4 separate regions of the Homo sapiens genome follow, and all the other regions are linked to region 2. A link is a contact called in ENCODE Hi-C or POLR2A ChIA-PET data. All regions are on one chromosome and are shown on one strand. Each heading gives the region's core, a stretch centred on a gene start or an enhancer-like site at or near the end of the contact. The rest is flanking DNA. Distances are from core to core; before and after follow the strand shown. Region 1 overlaps LITAF (lipopolysaccharide induced TNF factor). Region 2 holds the start of SOCS1 (suppressor of cytokine signaling 1). Region 3 overlaps TXNDC11 (thioredoxin domain containing 11). Region 4 has its middle 27 kb from the start of LITAF.

The links. A loop is a pair of places that touch in the nucleus more often than their neighbours do. ChIA-PET counts read pairs that join two places held with the same protein, here RNA polymerase II (POLR2A). Pooled maps may share reads with other maps.
Region 1: a map of natural killer cell shows a loop between it and region 2 (6-fold over the local background). The contact joins the enhancer-like site here to the promoter of SOCS1 in region 2. A Hi-C loop is called at or near these places in 3 of 168 maps with a recorded cell type or tissue (CD8-positive, alpha-beta T cell, naive thymus-derived CD4-positive, alpha-beta T cell and natural killer cell) and 5 of 50 pooled maps. POLR2A ChIA-PET finds 5 or more read pairs at or near these places in 5 of 52 experiments (AG04449, GM12878, HepG2 and 2 more).
Region 3: a map of B cell shows a loop between it and region 2 (2.8-fold over the local background). The contact joins the enhancer-like site here to the promoter of SOCS1 in region 2. A Hi-C loop is called at or near these places in 1 of 168 maps with a recorded cell type or tissue (B cell), 5 of 37 single-sample maps with no recorded cell type and 3 of 50 pooled maps. POLR2A ChIA-PET finds 5 or more read pairs at or near these places in 2 of 52 experiments (HepG2 and Panc1).
Region 4: a pooled map shows a loop between it and region 2 (2.3-fold over the local background). The contact joins the enhancer-like site here to the promoter of SOCS1 in region 2. A Hi-C loop is called at or near these places in 1 of 50 pooled maps. POLR2A ChIA-PET finds 5 or more read pairs at or near these places in 7 of 52 experiments (AG04450, CD4-positive, alpha-beta T cell, CD4-positive, alpha-beta memory T cell and 4 more).

The regions. Positions count from the first base shown.
Region 1 is chr16:11,562,560-11,566,823 of GRCh38, forward strand. All of the region lies in intron 1 of LITAF (lipopolysaccharide induced TNF factor), which reads right to left. Among named protein-coding and RNA genes, the nearest start is that of LITAF, 22 kb to the right of the region's middle. RefSeq lists enhancers at 1-243, 874-1,503, 1,504-2,131. Within about 2 kb of position 1,942, at least 2 of the 41 ENCODE cell types and tissues checked have a DNase peak (open chromatin) inside an H3K27ac peak, as active enhancers do; they include CD8-positive, alpha-beta T cell, where a contact is called at or near this core.
Region 2 is chr16:11,253,480-11,257,625 of GRCh38, forward strand. SOCS1 (suppressor of cytokine signaling 1) reads right to left here and starts at 2,725. Exons shown (of 2, transcript NM_003745.2): 1 at 2,600-2,725; 2 at 938-2,049. The coding sequence starts at 1,999. The coding sequence ends at 1,364. The region is part of intron 1 of LOC105371082 (a long non-coding RNA gene); the gene reads left to right. RefSeq lists an enhancer at 591-760 and silencers at 1,371-1,460, 1,871-2,020, 2,031-2,080, 2,181-2,920, 3,171-3,370.
Region 3 is chr16:11,688,042-11,692,074 of GRCh38, forward strand. TXNDC11 (thioredoxin domain containing 11) reads right to left here. Exons shown (of 12, transcript NM_015914.7): 8 at 3,249-4,033; 9 at 262-404. Among named protein-coding and RNA genes, the nearest start is that of SNN, 22 kb to the left of the region's middle. Within about 2 kb of position 1,895, at least 9 of the 41 ENCODE cell types and tissues checked have a DNase peak (open chromatin) inside an H3K27ac peak, as active enhancers do; they include B cell, where a contact is called at or near this core.
Region 4 is chr16:11,612,486-11,615,185 of GRCh38, forward strand. It overlaps a transcript of LITAF not described here. Among named protein-coding and RNA genes, the nearest start is that of LITAF, 27 kb to the left of the region's middle. RefSeq lists enhancers at 1,291-1,340, 1,308-1,602, 1,501-1,710, 1,846-2,453, 2,454-2,700 and a silencer at 2,525-2,698. Within about 2 kb of position 1,251, at least 21 of the 41 ENCODE cell types and tissues checked have a DNase peak (open chromatin) inside an H3K27ac peak, as active enhancers do.

The sequences.
Region 1 (4,264 bases), core at 692-3,191, 310 kb after region 2:
CCAAAAGTTTTCCTCATTCTACCTCTCAACAATTTGCTCAACGAAAGGTATTCTTGCCCAGGCATGTTGGATCACGTCTGTAATCCCAGCACTTTGGGAGGCCGACGTGGGCAGATCACTTGAGCCCAAGAGTTTGAGACCAGTCTGGGAAACAAATTCAGACCATGTCTCTACAAATGGTACAAAAATTAGCCGGGCGTTATGGCAGATGCCTGTGGTCCTGGCTGCTCTGGAGGCTAAGGTAGGAGGATCACTTGAGCCCAAGAGTTTGAGACTGCAATAAGCTAGGATCACGCCACTGCTCTCCAGCCTGGGTGACAGAGCAAGACCTTGTCTCAAAACAAAAGAAAAAAAAATAGAGTCACAAAATCATATATAAAGACAATCTTTAAAAATTTTTTTTAATTAAAAAATATATATTAGCCAGACACGGTTGCACAAACTTGTAGTCCCAGCTATTAAGGAAGCTGAGGTCGGAGGATTTGCTCGAGCCTGGGAGCTTGAGGTTACAGTGAGCTGTGATCACACCACTGCACTCCAGCCTGGGTGACAGAGTGAGACCATATCTCTACACAAAAAAATTATAATAATAATAATTTTTTTTTTTGAGTCAGAGTCTCACTCTGTCGCCTAGACTGGAACGCAGTGGCGTGATCTTGGCTCATGGCAACCTCCGCTTCCCAGGCTCAAGCAATTCTCGTGCCTCAGCCTCCCGAGTAGCTGGGATGACAGGTGCCTGCCAACACGCCCAGCTAATTTTTGTATTTTTTAGTAGAGACAGGGTTTCACCATGTTGGCCAGGCTGGTCTCAAACTCCCAACCTCAGATGATCAGCCCGCCTTGGCCTCCCAGAGTGCTGGGATTACAGGCGTGAGTCACCACGCCTGGCCAGAAATTATTAAAAACCAGAAAAATCATGAAAGGAAAATACACCCTCAGTGGAAGCAACACATTTGAACTCTGGAGGGATCACCTCTCTTTCTGCCTCCCTAATACATGAAAGTGCGTTTACTGTGCACTTTTATGCCACATACTTGATGCCATGCAAAAAATACCTGCCAATGATGGGTTCCAACTCATTCTGTCACTGGGCACCTTGCAATTCAAGGTGACCTGCTTCTTAGTAAACAGGCAATAGAACGTTAATGATCAGCCGAGGATGGAAAGTCACAAAGCTCAGCCCTCTCATATTGAGAAGAAAAACAATGAAATTCTGAGAGAGCTCAGAATTTCCCTGGAGGCAGGGTGCCCAAAGCTGCATATTTACTGCTTCAAGCCCTTAGCAAAAGACAAAGGGTTGGGGTGGGGGGCGTGCTTGTCAACCCAGACAGCATCTCCATCTCAGTTTTGCTTGTGTTTTTGTTTGAGACAGAGTCTCACTCTGTTACCCAGGCTGGAGTGTAGTGGCATGATTTCAGCTCACTGCAACCTCTGCCTCCCAGGTTCAAACGATTGTCCTGCCTCAGCCTCCCGAGAAGCTGGGATTACAGGCACGTGCCACTAAACCCAGCTAATTTTTTTGTATTTTTACTAGAGACAGGGGTTTCACCATGTTGGCCAGGCTGCTCTCGAACTCCTGACCTCAAGTGATCCACTCACCTCAGCCTCCCAAAATGCTATGGTTACAGGTGTGAGCCACCGCGCCCGGCCTCAGTTTTGTTAAAAGTGGAGGCAAAAAACCCAGGAACCCGCAGGGAGAAGCCACAGTGTCAGACCCAGCGATCATCCGTGCCCTTAACTGATATTAATGCACCGATCTGGAATCCTCGGGACGTGGAAATAAACTCCACGAGGGACCTCACTTTCAGCAACAGATCTGCTTCTAAACAATTCAGCCTCAACAGCCTCAGAATTCTCTGGAATAGGCCAGTGCAAGCTGCTACTTCGGGCACTCACAAGGTCCTGGGTGTCATCCTACTCCTTGCGCGCCCAAAACGGGTTCATTCAACGTTTGCACAATCAAACCTGCAGGTCAAAAGGTACAGTGTTCTAGATAGAATCTTGAATTTTTTTTTTTTAATGGGGAGATTGCAGGGGAGTGCAAGGATAAGCCTCACCCTGGGAAAACCACGTTCATGATTATGGTATCGCTCCTGCTAACTAAGTATGACCTTGAATCCTAAATGCAAAGGAAAAGATCAGACTTCGGGAAGCCCGGGGTGGCCAGCCTAGCAGTTTTATCACTGATCATTCCGGCTCCACGACAGCCCTGGAATGAACCTCGAAAGCACAAAAGGCTACAGATCAAATGATTCCACTGAGATGAAATGCCCAGAATAGGTGAATTCATAGAGATACAAAGCACATCACTGGTGGCCAGGGATGGGTGTACAGCAGTGGGAGGAAATGGGTATGGGGTTCTTTTGGGGATGATGAAAATGTTCTGGAACCAGATGGAAGTTGATGGTTGCACAATGCTACGAACTTACTAAATGCACTGAATTATCTTTTTTTTTTTTTTTGAGATAGAGTCTTGCTCTGTCGCTCAGGCTGGAGTACAGAACTTACTAAATGCCACTGAATTATCTTTTTTTTTTTTTTGAGACAGATTCTCGCTCCGTCGCTCAGGCTGGAGTACAGTGGCACAATCTTGGCTCGCTGCAACCTCTGCCTCCCAGGCTCAAGCAATTCTCCTGCCTCAGCCTCCCTAATAGCTGGGATTACAGGTGCCTGCCACCACACCCGGCTAATTTTTATATTTTTAGTAGAGACGGGGTTTCACCATGTTGACCAGGCTGGGCTCGAACTCCTAACCTCAAGTGATCCACCTGCCTCAGCCGCCCAAAGTGCTGGGATTACAGGCATGGGCCACCGCGCCTGGCCTTGAATTACTCACTTTTAAATGGTTATCTTTATGTGACTTTCTCTTCACTAAAAAGCGGGGGGCGGGGGGGTGGGGGGAGGTGCGGGGAGGAGACACTGCTGGAAATCTCTAATCTTACTATCCCAAGTCAAGGCCTTAAAACTGAGCCTCTAAGTTGGCTGCTGGTCTTGGTTCAGTCCATCCCGGGCCCGTTTGTTTAAAATCAAGCCACGTGGGTCTTTCTGACACCCCTCATTGTGCTCTTGACTAGCGCGACTCCCTGCTCCGGGTTTGTGGGGACTGAGAAGATTCCCAGGATGCACTGGTGCCCCTACCAACCGCACAGTCTCTCGTGGCGTCTCCCGCCACACCTGCCTTGCTTGGATGTTCCCAAACATGTCACGGGCATGCTCTTTCTTCCGTCTGCCTCCTTCCTGATGGGTCTGGCAAATTCCGCTTAGCTTGCGTGTCACCTCCTCCAAGAAGCCCTCTCTGCTTGCCCCCGGGAGAATTCATTCCTCCTGGAGCCTCTCTATATGGTGCAGAGGTCAAGGGCACAGACTCTGGAGCTAGACCCCCTGGGTTCCTCCAGGCGCCCCATGCCCCAGGGCATGACTTTAGTGCCTCAGTTTTCCCATCCGTAAAATGGGTACACTGATAGTTTCTTCCTCATAAGGCTCTTGAGAGGATGAAATGAATCCATTTGCAAAAAAGGACCAGAGCAACTTGGAACACATAAGCACTCGGTATGTGTCAGCTGTTATTAACTCATGTTTGTTTGCTGTATTTGTCATAAAGCAGTTTTCTTCACTTGTCTGTCTTCCTATCTGGTCATAGACCCCATAAGAGCAGGAACTGACACTAAAATCTGCATCCCAGCACCTAGAAAGAGGGCCAAAACATTATGGGTGCTTCATAGGGTGACCCAATGTCCCAGTCTCCCTTGGACAGAGGGGTTTTTCCCTGGATGCAGGACTTTTGGTGCTAAATCTAGGAAAGTCTCAGGCAAACTGGGACAAGTTGGTCACTCTGGTACTTCAACAGTTTGTAGAAAGCAATACCTAGGTATGAAAACAGGACACCAAGATCCATCTGGAAAGGCATGAAGATTTGGGAGCAGGCCAGACGTGGTGGCTCATGCCTGAAATCCCAACACTTTGGGAGGCCAAGGCAGAAGGATCGCTTGAGCCTAGAAGTTCGAGACCGGCCCGGGCAACATAGTGAGATGCCATCTCTACTAACAATCAAACAAATCAGCTGGGCGTGATGGCACATGTCTATAGTCCCAGCTACTCGGAGGCTGAGATAGGAGGATCCCTCGATCACTTGAGCCCAGGAGGTTGAGGCTGCAGTAAGCTATAATAGTGCCACTGCAATTCAGCCTGGGCAGGGGTAGGGGGGCGCATGGACAGAGGAAGACTCTACCTTGGGTTAAAAAAAAAAAAAGATTTAGGAGTAGAC
Region 2 (4,146 bases), core at 1,475-3,974:
GTTGAGTACAACCCTCAAGTTACCACCATGGCCCATGTGTCAGGCTGGCCAAAGACACAGAAGTTGCCAGAAACCCAGGTCCTGGACACTTTCTGGTGCTGTGGGCCAGCCCCACAAACGTCCTGGAGCCACTCTTCCCTTCCCTGGCTCCTGAAAACATCCACCTCCTCTATGATGCGCAGAAAGTTGCCCTTAGAAAGGTGGAGGCCCAGGGAGGCAAGGGGAATTGCCCTAGCCGCCAGCAGCACCCTCCCGCCACCACAGACCACACAGTCTCCTTCTGGCTCCAAGTTGTGTGTTCACCAAAAAGTACACAAGACAGAGCAGGGTGAGAAGAAGGAAGCTAGACCCAGCCCTGTATCCCCCATCTCATCTCAACTGAGTATCCCTTGATGCTGGTTCAGAATGTGCCACTCCTCTGTCCAAAAACTCACTAAGCCCCCACCCCCACCCCTTCCTGGAAGCTGTTGTGGTCATAGAACCAAAGAAGTTTCCTCTCTGTTATCCATTTCAAGCAGATGTTTAGTGGACAGCCAAAAAAAGGCCCAAGTGTTGTCTTTGACAGGAATGGCCACAGGCAGATTTACTCAGTTTTCCCTTCTGTAGAATGGAAATAAGAGCCCGTGCCTCACAGGGTTGTGCCTCTCTTTATAGGATTAAGTAAATTTAAGTATGCAAAGCACAGAATTAGGGCTGGCACGCACAAAGTGCTCAAACGCGAGCTGCTGTCTTACCGGACACACGCCAAAACTAGACCAACCGTTTCTCTCCCTGGAGAGTTGTGGGTGGAACCGTGAGGGATGCCCAGCCACAGGGCAGGCCCCGTACACCACCTGCAGCCCAGCAGGTCAGCCTTAGGACCCTCTCCCCTGGACCTGTTCAGAACCAAGTTAAACTTTTGGCCAAAGCACACTCGCTAGAAAACTTATTTTTTTTTAAAAAAAAAACTTTCATAATAAAGTTTATTACCTAAACTGACTTTAAAAAATATAAAATAGGATTCTGCACAGCAGAAAAATAAAGCCAGAGACCCTCCCCCAACCCCTGGTTTGTGCAAAGATACTGGGTATATGTAAACATGAAGAGGTAGGAGGTGCGAGTTCAGGTCCTGGCTCCAGATACAGTTAAGCTGCTACAACAACCAGGGGGACCCAGAGGGAGCACCAGGAGGGGGAGGACCCCCTCAAGAGGTGAGAAGGGGTCTGCGGCCTCGTCTCCAGCCGAGGGCGGGAGGCGCCTCGCCCCTACACCCATCCGCTCCCTCCAACCCAGGCCGGGGAGGGTACCCACATGGTTCCAGGCAAGTAATAACAAAATAACACGGCATCCCAGTTAATGCTGCGTGCACGGCGGGCGCTGCCGGTCAAATCTGGAAGGGGAAGGAGCTCAGGTAGTCGCGGAGGACGGGGTTGAGGGGGATGCGAGCCAGGTTCTCGCGGCCCACGGTGGCCACGATGCGCTGGCGGCACAGCTCCTGCAGCGGCCGCACGCGGCGCTGGCGCAGCGGGGCCCCCAGCATGCGGCGCGGCGCCGCCACGTAGTGCTCCAGCAGCTCGAAGAGGCAGTCGAAGCTCTCGCGGCTGCCATCCAGGTGAAAGCGGCCGGCCTGAAAGTGCACGCGGATGCTCGTGGGTCCCGAGGCCATCTTCACGCTAAGGGCGAAAAAGCAGTTCCGCTGGCGGCTGTCGCGCACCAGGAAGGTGCCCACGGGCTCGGCGCGCAGCCGCTCGTGCGCCCCGTGCACGCTCAGGGGCCCCCAGTAGAATCCGCAGGCGTCCAGGAGCGCGCTGGCGCGCGTGATGCGCCGGTAATCGGCGTGCGAACGGAATGTGCGGAAGTGCGTGTCGCCGGGGGCCGGGGCCGGGACCGCGGGGCACGGCCGCGGGCGCGCGGGGGCCGCGGGCGAGGAGGAGGAAGAGGAGGAAGGTTCTGGCCGCCGTCGGGGCTCTGCTGCTGTGGAGACTGCATTGTCGGCTGCCACCTGGTTGTGTGCTACCATCCTACAGAAGGGGCCAGCCGGAGGGGTGGGCCATAGCGTCCGGGGGTGCGCTGCGGGAGAGACAAAGAGGTGAGCTGGGGCGCTGCGGGGCCGGGCAGGTGTGCGCCGGCCGGACAACTCCGGAGGGCGGCGCTCCCGGCGGACCCGGCCCTAGGGGGCGAGCACGGAGCACCAAGTCCGCGCGGATCCGTTCAGCCTCAGTGGACACAGCTAGAAAATGGGCTCTGTACTCCGCGGAGCTCTTCCCGGCGGGTGGGGGCTCGGTGGAGGCGGAGTCCGGCCTCCGGGCAGCACCGAGAGGGGGGCGTGGAGAGCAGCCGGTTCTGGCTCCAGCCGTCCGGCCCCGGCTCGCCGCCCCGCGCCCGCCGCCTGCTGGCCAGGCTGGGATCCGCGCCTGGTCTGGGCGATTTGGGCTAGGGCCGGAGAAAGGCTGTGCTGCGGGAGCCCCGCGCGCGGGGGGCGGCCTGGGTGGGGCCGGCGAGGGTCAGGGGCATCGCGGCCGCGACCCCATTCTGCAGCCCCCGAGGCTCGCCCGACTCCTGGCTGCCCTGGACTCCCCTCCCTCCTCCCTCCCGCCTCCTCGCCCAGGGCCCGGCTCACCTGGCGGCGGGGCGCGGGACGCCGCGGGCGGGACGGCGGGGGGCTCCGGGGCGCTCCGGGGCGGCTCTCGCGCATGCTCCGGGGCCAGGAGCCGTGCAGCTGCCACGGCCGCAGCTCGCTCTGTTCGGCGCCCGCCCCTGCGCCAGTCTTTTAAACCGGCTCGGAGGCGGGGCTGGCGACGGCGGGAGGCCCCGCCCCCTGCCGGCCCCGCCCCCAGCTCCACTTTTGGTTTCTCTTTCCGCGGTGGCGTCCGGCGAGGACCGCTTCGGCCCTGTTTCCCTCTCTTCTGGACCCTCCCGCGGGGCCCTCTGCCCGCCTGTTCGCACCTGCCCCAGCACCCGCCTCTCGAGGGGCTCTGGCCCCGACCCTGCGCCTTCCGGCCACTTCTCGGACCCCTCCTTCGGACTTGGCGACCCCGATTTTGCCCCGCTACCTCGGGTTCCACTTTCTGCCGCCAGGCCCTCTTGGGACGCGCCCTGACACACCCTCCTCCGCCCCAGCTGTCTCCACACCCGCCGGGGGCAGAGCCCTGTCCTCTCCTCCCCTGCAGCCAGATCCCCCTAGGAGGCCACAGAAGGTGTCCCCAACCCTGAGCCTGACCCCACCCGTAGACCCCCTCCTAGCCCCTGCTCCACCCGCCGTCGACGCCCTCAGTCGCCCGCCCTGCTGTCCCGAAGCCCCGGCCGGCCGCGGTCTCTGGTCTTGGCTCGGGCTTCCCGGGAAGCGGCGGCCTGACCACAGGCTTCAGAGGAACCCCTGGCGGCGCGGGCGCCTCCACCCCGGCCCAGTTCCTCGGAAACTGGGCGGGGCCGGGCAAGGTCCCTGGTGGCCTCGACTGCCCTCCCTGCGCTCCCACTACCCGGCTGCGGAAGAAACTGAGGCTGGGGAGGGGCTGGGATTTGCAATGGCTTGCAGATTGGGAGCTCTGGACCTGGATCTCGCCTTCCCCGTCTTCATTTTGGGGAGAGGTGCAGCTGGACGACATCAAATTGGAGCCCAGTGAAAAAATGGTGCATTCTCAGACGTGATGAATCCCCAAACCTGGTTTCCTAGCCCTCCTCTCCCCCGACCCCTTCCTCATAGATTTCCCCCTCCTACTGCTCCGTCAGGCATCTGCCCTTCAAAGACTGCCTTCCCACCACACACACGGCCGGGGCTTGGGATGGTGGGCGGTCGGTGGTCGGGGCTGTAATTTGCACACGTGTTTGTGATTTAGTGATTCCGATTGTCGTGCGAGGCCATGGAGTAGGTGCCTGGCTGCTCCGTGTATTTTTGAATGAAGGCATGTGAGGAGCCCCAGCATCACAAGGGGCCACATAAAAACCTGGCTAGGCTGGGCACTTGGTTACTGGCCTCACACTGGGACACACTGCCCTCTACAGACAGCTCTCAGACGGCTTCTCTCCTGGAAGCCCTGGTGCCCAGTCCCTTCCCGCCTCCCTGGCCCCACGATACCTCTTTCCCCAGGCAGAGCCTAGGTCCTTATTAACCTCCTGAACACAGGGAGTGGCCCAGAATCAGCCCAGCTTAGCACCCCATCAGTGCCC
Region 3 (4,033 bases), core at 645-3,144, 430 kb after region 2:
ATCCAGCAAGCACCCGAAAAATGCTACCTATGCAAATATTACAGTGAAAATTTTCATCTTTAGGTCTTTCCAATACTGTGCTTTCTGGAGCACTTTTCTGAAATTTAAAAACCACATGTAATTCATTCACGGTCCATAATTGGGCCATCACGTGGTTACTCTTCTATACATCAAAAACAGCTGCTCACCCCAACAACTGTAGTTTGGAAATTATTTTAAGAGGGACAGATGGCTTAACTTTTGCCTCTCATGACTCCATACCTGTTTTTGAAGGACTACTTCCCAAAAGGTATCAGTTGTCACTTCAGTGATTAAATGCTGAGACGGGAACTGGGCAGAGCCACTTCCAATGAGATGCCTTTTCAAGGGACTATAGAGAACGCTGAAGTTTTGAATAAAAGACTCTAAAAATAAAGAGAAAATGAGATCAACTCTCCTCTAGATACAAAGAGAATAGCTGGCCTACTTTTAAACTCCACATTTTAAAAACTCAAATGACTTCATAGGCTCACATTTTTAACATTTCACCTATCAGCAAAACCCCAAACAAAGCTGCCCGGGTGGCATCAGGTTTAGCTCTGGTAGTATTAACTCAGCAGACAGTAATGTGGATAACAAAACACTATGCAATGTTAGATGCTCTAATATTCATAGACTATTCTTTTTTTAAAAGGACTGGTCCACAAATAGACACCAAGTGAGACTGTATAAATCATCAACAAGCCACCATCTTTTCAAGAAATTTCACCCTATAATACTAAGACCTTTAAGCTTAACCACAAATGTGACAACTGCACAAGCTACAGTAGTGTGGAATGTGTTTAAATGCTCATTAATTTGAGGACAAGGAGCTACAGTTTTTTGTTTCCTTTATTAAGGTTCTTTAAGTTTCTTTTTTTAAAGGTTAAGAAAAAATTATATGTAGTGGAAAAATACATAAAACCCATAATAATCAAAAACCTGATTTGAACCAACAGTTTTACCACAAATTCTGCCATCTTCAGAGTCCTTTGCTTCATCTGAAACAATACTAATTTGAATTTCACTTTTTTTTTTTTTTTTAAAGAGACAGGGTCTCACTCTGTTGCCCAGGCTGGAGTACAGTGCTGCAATCATAGCTCACTGTAGCCTTAAACTCCTGGGCTCAAGCGATCCTCCTACCTCAGCCTCCAGAGTAGCTGGGACTACAGGCGTCCACCATTGCACTCAGCTAAAGTTTCAGTTCTTTTTCTTTCTTCTAACTCCCTCCATTTTGAGGTGCAATGGGCAATGCAGCGTGCAGAATGGAAGAGGAAGTGAAGAATGTCATGTGAATACTAAAGAGAATTCATGATCAGCATCTGAGAAACACTTAGTTGGCTATGTTTTTGAAACATGAAACCAAGAATTATTTCCTAATCTGAATAAAGCCTAAATTCTGAAACTAGCCTAGAGACAGCTGATTTATGAGTTAAGTCTCTAAACCAACAATGACACACAGTAGGTGTTTTTTACAAGCTCCCTAAGAATTCTGTCACTAACTGCAGGACAAAGAACAGCTAGGCTAAACATTTCAGAGAAGATACAGAAGATGGAAAGAAATCTAAAGAAGGCTTCTTTCAATTACCCTTAAATTCAAAGTGAACACATTATGAGGTCATTAAACACTTGAGCATTACTGAATGGAATTCAGGAAAATCTAATACAGACTACCTCAAAAATACATGCTTGTAGGAACACTGACCCCATTTCTCTGGAGTCTCTTTCCCATTTAAAAAAAAAATGCTTGTTTCATTTTAAGAAAGCTCAACACATCAAAATGACTTTAGATAACATGAATTGGGAGTAATCTATAATATCGACAGATTTATGCCCTTCAAAAAGTGACTGGTCACAGGGTTCTTTTACACAGTGAGGAACTCTTGGATTTATAATATGTAACTTGATATAGAAAAATCAATATTTACATAAAGCCTTTTCACAAATGTGTCTAATGTAAGAAACAAGCTTCACCTAGATTTGAAAGAGGATGGCTAAAAAGACTCATATGTAGAAGCTCTGAGTCTACTGTTGAGTTCATACTTTAAAACTTGAAATGAAAGGTTTCCTTCCCTACCAAATTCCTCCTTTCTCCATTCGGCATACACTGACCCTCCCTCCCGTTTCCAATGAGGCTGAACTAACGTGGCTTTTGAATTCTCACTTCATTGTGTGTAGTCAAGGGCATCAGCAAATTCCTGGGAACAGGCCAGGGTGGGTCAGCCCAATGTTGCTGCCAAGTCCCAGGGGCAAGCTCTGGGTGCTTTCTCATCATGGAGCCTTACTCCTCAAAAAGTGGGTTTTGCTGGTTTGCGACTGACACTTATTTATTTGCACTTTACACTTGTTACAGTGTAGGTACCCCAGGTCCCAGCAATATTACTCAGTACATTATGAAACAGCAGCAGAACAAATTAGGTCTGGTGGCCTTGATCCTTAGACATTTAAGCCTATGAGACAAAAAGGGAGGCAAGGCGGCTCTACTTCCTTCTTCACTGCTCTCTTTTTTTGGAGACGGAGTCTTGCTCTGTCGCCCAGGCTGGAGTGCAGGGGCGCGATCTCTGCTCACTGCAAGCTCTGCCTCCCAGGTTCACGACATTCTCCTGCCTCAGCCTCCCGAGTAGCTGGGACTACAGGCGCCCGCCAACGCGCCCGGCTAATTTTTTTTTTTTTTGTATTTTTAGTAGAGACGGGGTTTCACCACATTAGCCAGGATAGTCTCGATCTCCTGACCTCGTGATCCACCCGCCTCGGCCTCCCAAAGTGCTGGGATTACAGGCGTGAGCCACTGCGCCCGGCCACTGCTTTCTCTTTAAGCTCCTTTAGAACAAAGCTGCTGTCAAGGCTCACTTTCATCAGCCCCTAGGACATCCCACCAGAATAGCTCTCCACCTCCCTGCCTGTTCTAGTCCCCAAGTCCCCACTGCCTGCAGCTGGTTCTACCTTAGACATGTGACAGAAATCGCCAATTTAGAAAGTGGGACTCTTACCCCCACCATGGGCTAAATGACAAACTTATCCAAAATTCAGAGTGAGGAAGTTTCTGTTCCATTTAATAGACAAAATTAGCTTCTTTGAAAATTATGACTGATGGTGGTCTAAAGACTTAAAATGAGCTACGAAGGTGACATCACCCCACAACTAAATGTAATGAGAGCCATCAATAAAATTTACCCATATGAAGTCAAGCAAAATGTACAATGCTTGGGGAAATAAACTGCCTGCAGTACCTAGGGTGAGCTTCATCAGTGCTTGCTTTGGATCCAAGATGTAATGAGATTCTTCTTTCACGTCAACAATTGCCGCAAATTCTTTCACCTGAGTGGAGCTCGGAGCACCCAGTCTCTCTGCATATAACCAAAACAAATTTGAATCCAAAAGGTAGATGTTGAGAGTCTTGTTGGTTCTGCAGCTCAGGCCTGTGAAGTTTGTGCTAGTCATGTCCACTTCTGGAAAGAGATACCTGTTCTCCTCAATGTGAGGAACGGAGCTTGGGGCATCAACCTCACATTTCTTCTCAAGGGAAGAAAATGCAACAGTAGGGGCTTCAAAGACACCTTGTTCAGAGTCGATGAAGCCTGACACACCCCTGCTTATGGTCCTGCAACATGCAGTGTAGTAGCTGAAGGGGCTATAGGAAGTTAAAAAATTGCTGCATTCTATGCTGTCTGATGCCACATGATAAAAGGTCTGCTCCTTGAGGTAGAAAGAATCCAGAGCTGCTGCCATTTCAAAAAAGCTGCACTGTGGCACGCTGACCGAGCTCGGCTTCATGCCCCCGGAGGTCTGGTTGACACAGAGTTCACAGACGTTGTGGGTCCTGGAGAAGGAGTGCCACTGGGGCAGCACCACAGTGTTGCAGCAGGGGGACGCTGTGATCGTTGGCGGGTCTGGCAGCTGTGCCGGCACTTCCAGGGCCAGGGACTCCAGCACTGGAGCATCCACCCGCCGCAGGTGCTGAAGGAGACGCTCCACCACCTGGTCCCCATGACAGTTGTTGTACTCCAAGGCCACT
Region 4 (2,700 bases), core at 1-2,500, 360 kb after region 2:
GAACGGCTGTCTGACCTCGTGTGGGTCACCTGCGGTTAGAGCAAACTGCACTGCATGCGGCCAGCGGGCGGCCAGGGCCGGCCCAGCTCAGGACGCTCACGTGCACAGAGAACCTGGATGGAAAGTTAACAAGGCCCAGGCAGGAGCCCTCGCAGAGACAGCAGACCTTCCCACCCCACTCCCAGCCCAGAACTGGCCACCCACTTCCCCACCCCATTCTCCCCTGACATCTCTGTTTGTCCACGTCCTTGAGAAGGGCGGAGGGACGAGGACAGACTGAAAAGAGATGTTTGGAGGATGAGTCCGCCCTCTTGGGGAATGATTTCACTGTGGAACCAAGCTTGGTTACACCAGAAGCTCTTGGGCACCATCTCAGGGACTCCCATGGCTCCTGAAGACTTGTGGGAACCCTGTGTCCCCCTAGAATCTTGACCTCCCAACCCTGCAAAAGCTGTCATCTTGGGGCACAGCCGATGGCCTGGGTGCCTCTTGATGGGCAAGGCCAGCCATTCAGGTGCTTCACTCTAGGTTTTTCTTTGGATTTTTTTTTATTTGTTTTTTGGGGTTTGTTTTAGATGGAGTTTCGCTCTGTTGCCCAGGCTGGAGTGCAGTGGTACAATGTCGACTCACTGTAACCTCCATCTCCTGGGTTCAAGCGATTCTCCTGCCTCATCCTCCCGAGTAGCTGGGACTACAGGCACCTACCACCACGCCTGGCTAGTTTTTGTATTTTTAGTAGAGATGGGGTTTCACCATGTTGACCAGGCTGGTCTCGAACGCCTGACCTCAAGATCACTCTAGTTTTTGTTTCCACTTCTGGATCCCCATGGGATGGAGAGAGACGGGACACTCGCATTGACAGAGAGACCAGACCTCCTGGGTCACCTGGGGGAATAAGCAATGCAGCCAGCTGCCAGGTCCCAGGGCTGCCTTCTCCTGACCATCTGGGCAATTCAGACACAGCTGGGTCTGAGGTGCCAGAGTGTGTTGTTCCGCCTGTTTAGACCTGCCCCACCTCGAAGACATCGGTGATTCACAATCTTCCCTAGAACGGACAACTCCTGGAGGGTGGGGCCCCTGCTGATTCAAACTGGGCTCCTATGAAAGCTCCCAGAGGGTGAGGGCAGTCAGGGAAGGCTTCCAGGAGGAAGTGGCTCTTGTTGAAGGCTAAGCCAGAGTTAGGTGGGAGAGGAGCAGGAAAGGTGTCCTTACAGGGAGCACAGCCGGACGGAGGGTGTGGCGTGTGCCGGCTAGGCAGTTCACACTGGTGGAACCGAGGGCACAGAGGTGGCTGGGGCAAAGCCCAGACAGAAAGGACATCTCAGAAATGAGGATCTGTACTCCGAGAGCCGGCCTCACCCTGCCACATGTTGTCAGATGACCGGGCGGGCCACTTCTCTCGCTGAATGTTTATTTCCTTATCTCTAAAACGGAACTGACAGTTGAGATCAACGCCTGTGTTCTGTGGGGTCCCTCTGCTTCCTGGCAGGTCCTGAGATTTGGACACTTGCACATGACTCATTCATTCCCAGCAACACCAGTCAACAGTGGAGCCGTTGTGCCCATTGTACAGACGGGGCAGCTGAGGCTTGTGCAGGCTCAGAAGGATGTCCTAGTCTCTCTCACTCTCCTTTCTCCCTCCTACGGATGCTGTGACAAATGACCACAAACTAGGTGGCTTAAAACAACAGAAACTGATTGTCACAGTTCTGGAGGCTAGAAGTCTGAAATCAAGATGTCAGCGGGCTGGTCCTTCTGGAGGCCTTCTCCTTCTCCTTCTCCTTCTTCTTTCCTCTTCTTTCTTTTTCTTTTCTTTTTTTTTTTTTTTTCTTGAGACAGAGTCTCACTCTGTCACCCAGGCTGGAGTGCAGTGGCACAATCTTGGCTCACTGCAACCTCCACCTCCCAGGTTCAAGCAATTTTCCTGCCTCAGCCTCCCAAGTAGCTGGGATTATAGGCACACACCACCAGGCCCGGCTAATTTTTGTATTTTTAGTAGAGATGGGGTTTCACCATGTTGGCCAGGCTGGTCTCGAACTCCTGACCTCAAGTGACCTGCCTGCCTTGGCCTCCCAAAGTGCTGGGATTACAGGCATGAGCCACTGTGCCCAGGCTTTTTCTGGTTTTTTTTTAAGATGGGGTCTTACTCTGTCACCCAGACTGGAATGCAATGGCACAACTTCAGCTCACTGCAACCTCCACCTCCAGGGCTCGAGATCCTCCCATCTTGGCCTTCCAGAGTGCTGGAATCACAAGTATGAATCAGTGTGCCCGGACTGTTTTCACCTTTCAGCTGTTACAAATATCTTCTTACTTCCTCTGATATGCCTACTAGAAAATTTAAACTTGCCCAGTGGCATGCATTACCCTGCAGCTGGACCAGCTCTGTTCTAGACGGCAGGCAGTTCTAACGGCAGGGAGTCAGTTCAGTGATTGTCATGACAGCGAATGCATGGCTTCCAGGACCCTGTGGCCCGCTGTCAGATGGGGCCGGGTCTGAGTGCCTCACTCACAGCTGCTTCTCCAGCACCCAGCCCAGCAGCTGGCACGGGGTGGATGACCAGTCGGTACACACTGGGAGAATGAATGAATGAACAAAGGAAGGAAGGAGAGACCAAGCTGGGGCTCTAGGAGAAAACGAGGCAGGAAAGTCCCAGGGGACAGTGGCTGAGGAAAGAACAGAGATCCCAGGAAGAAAAG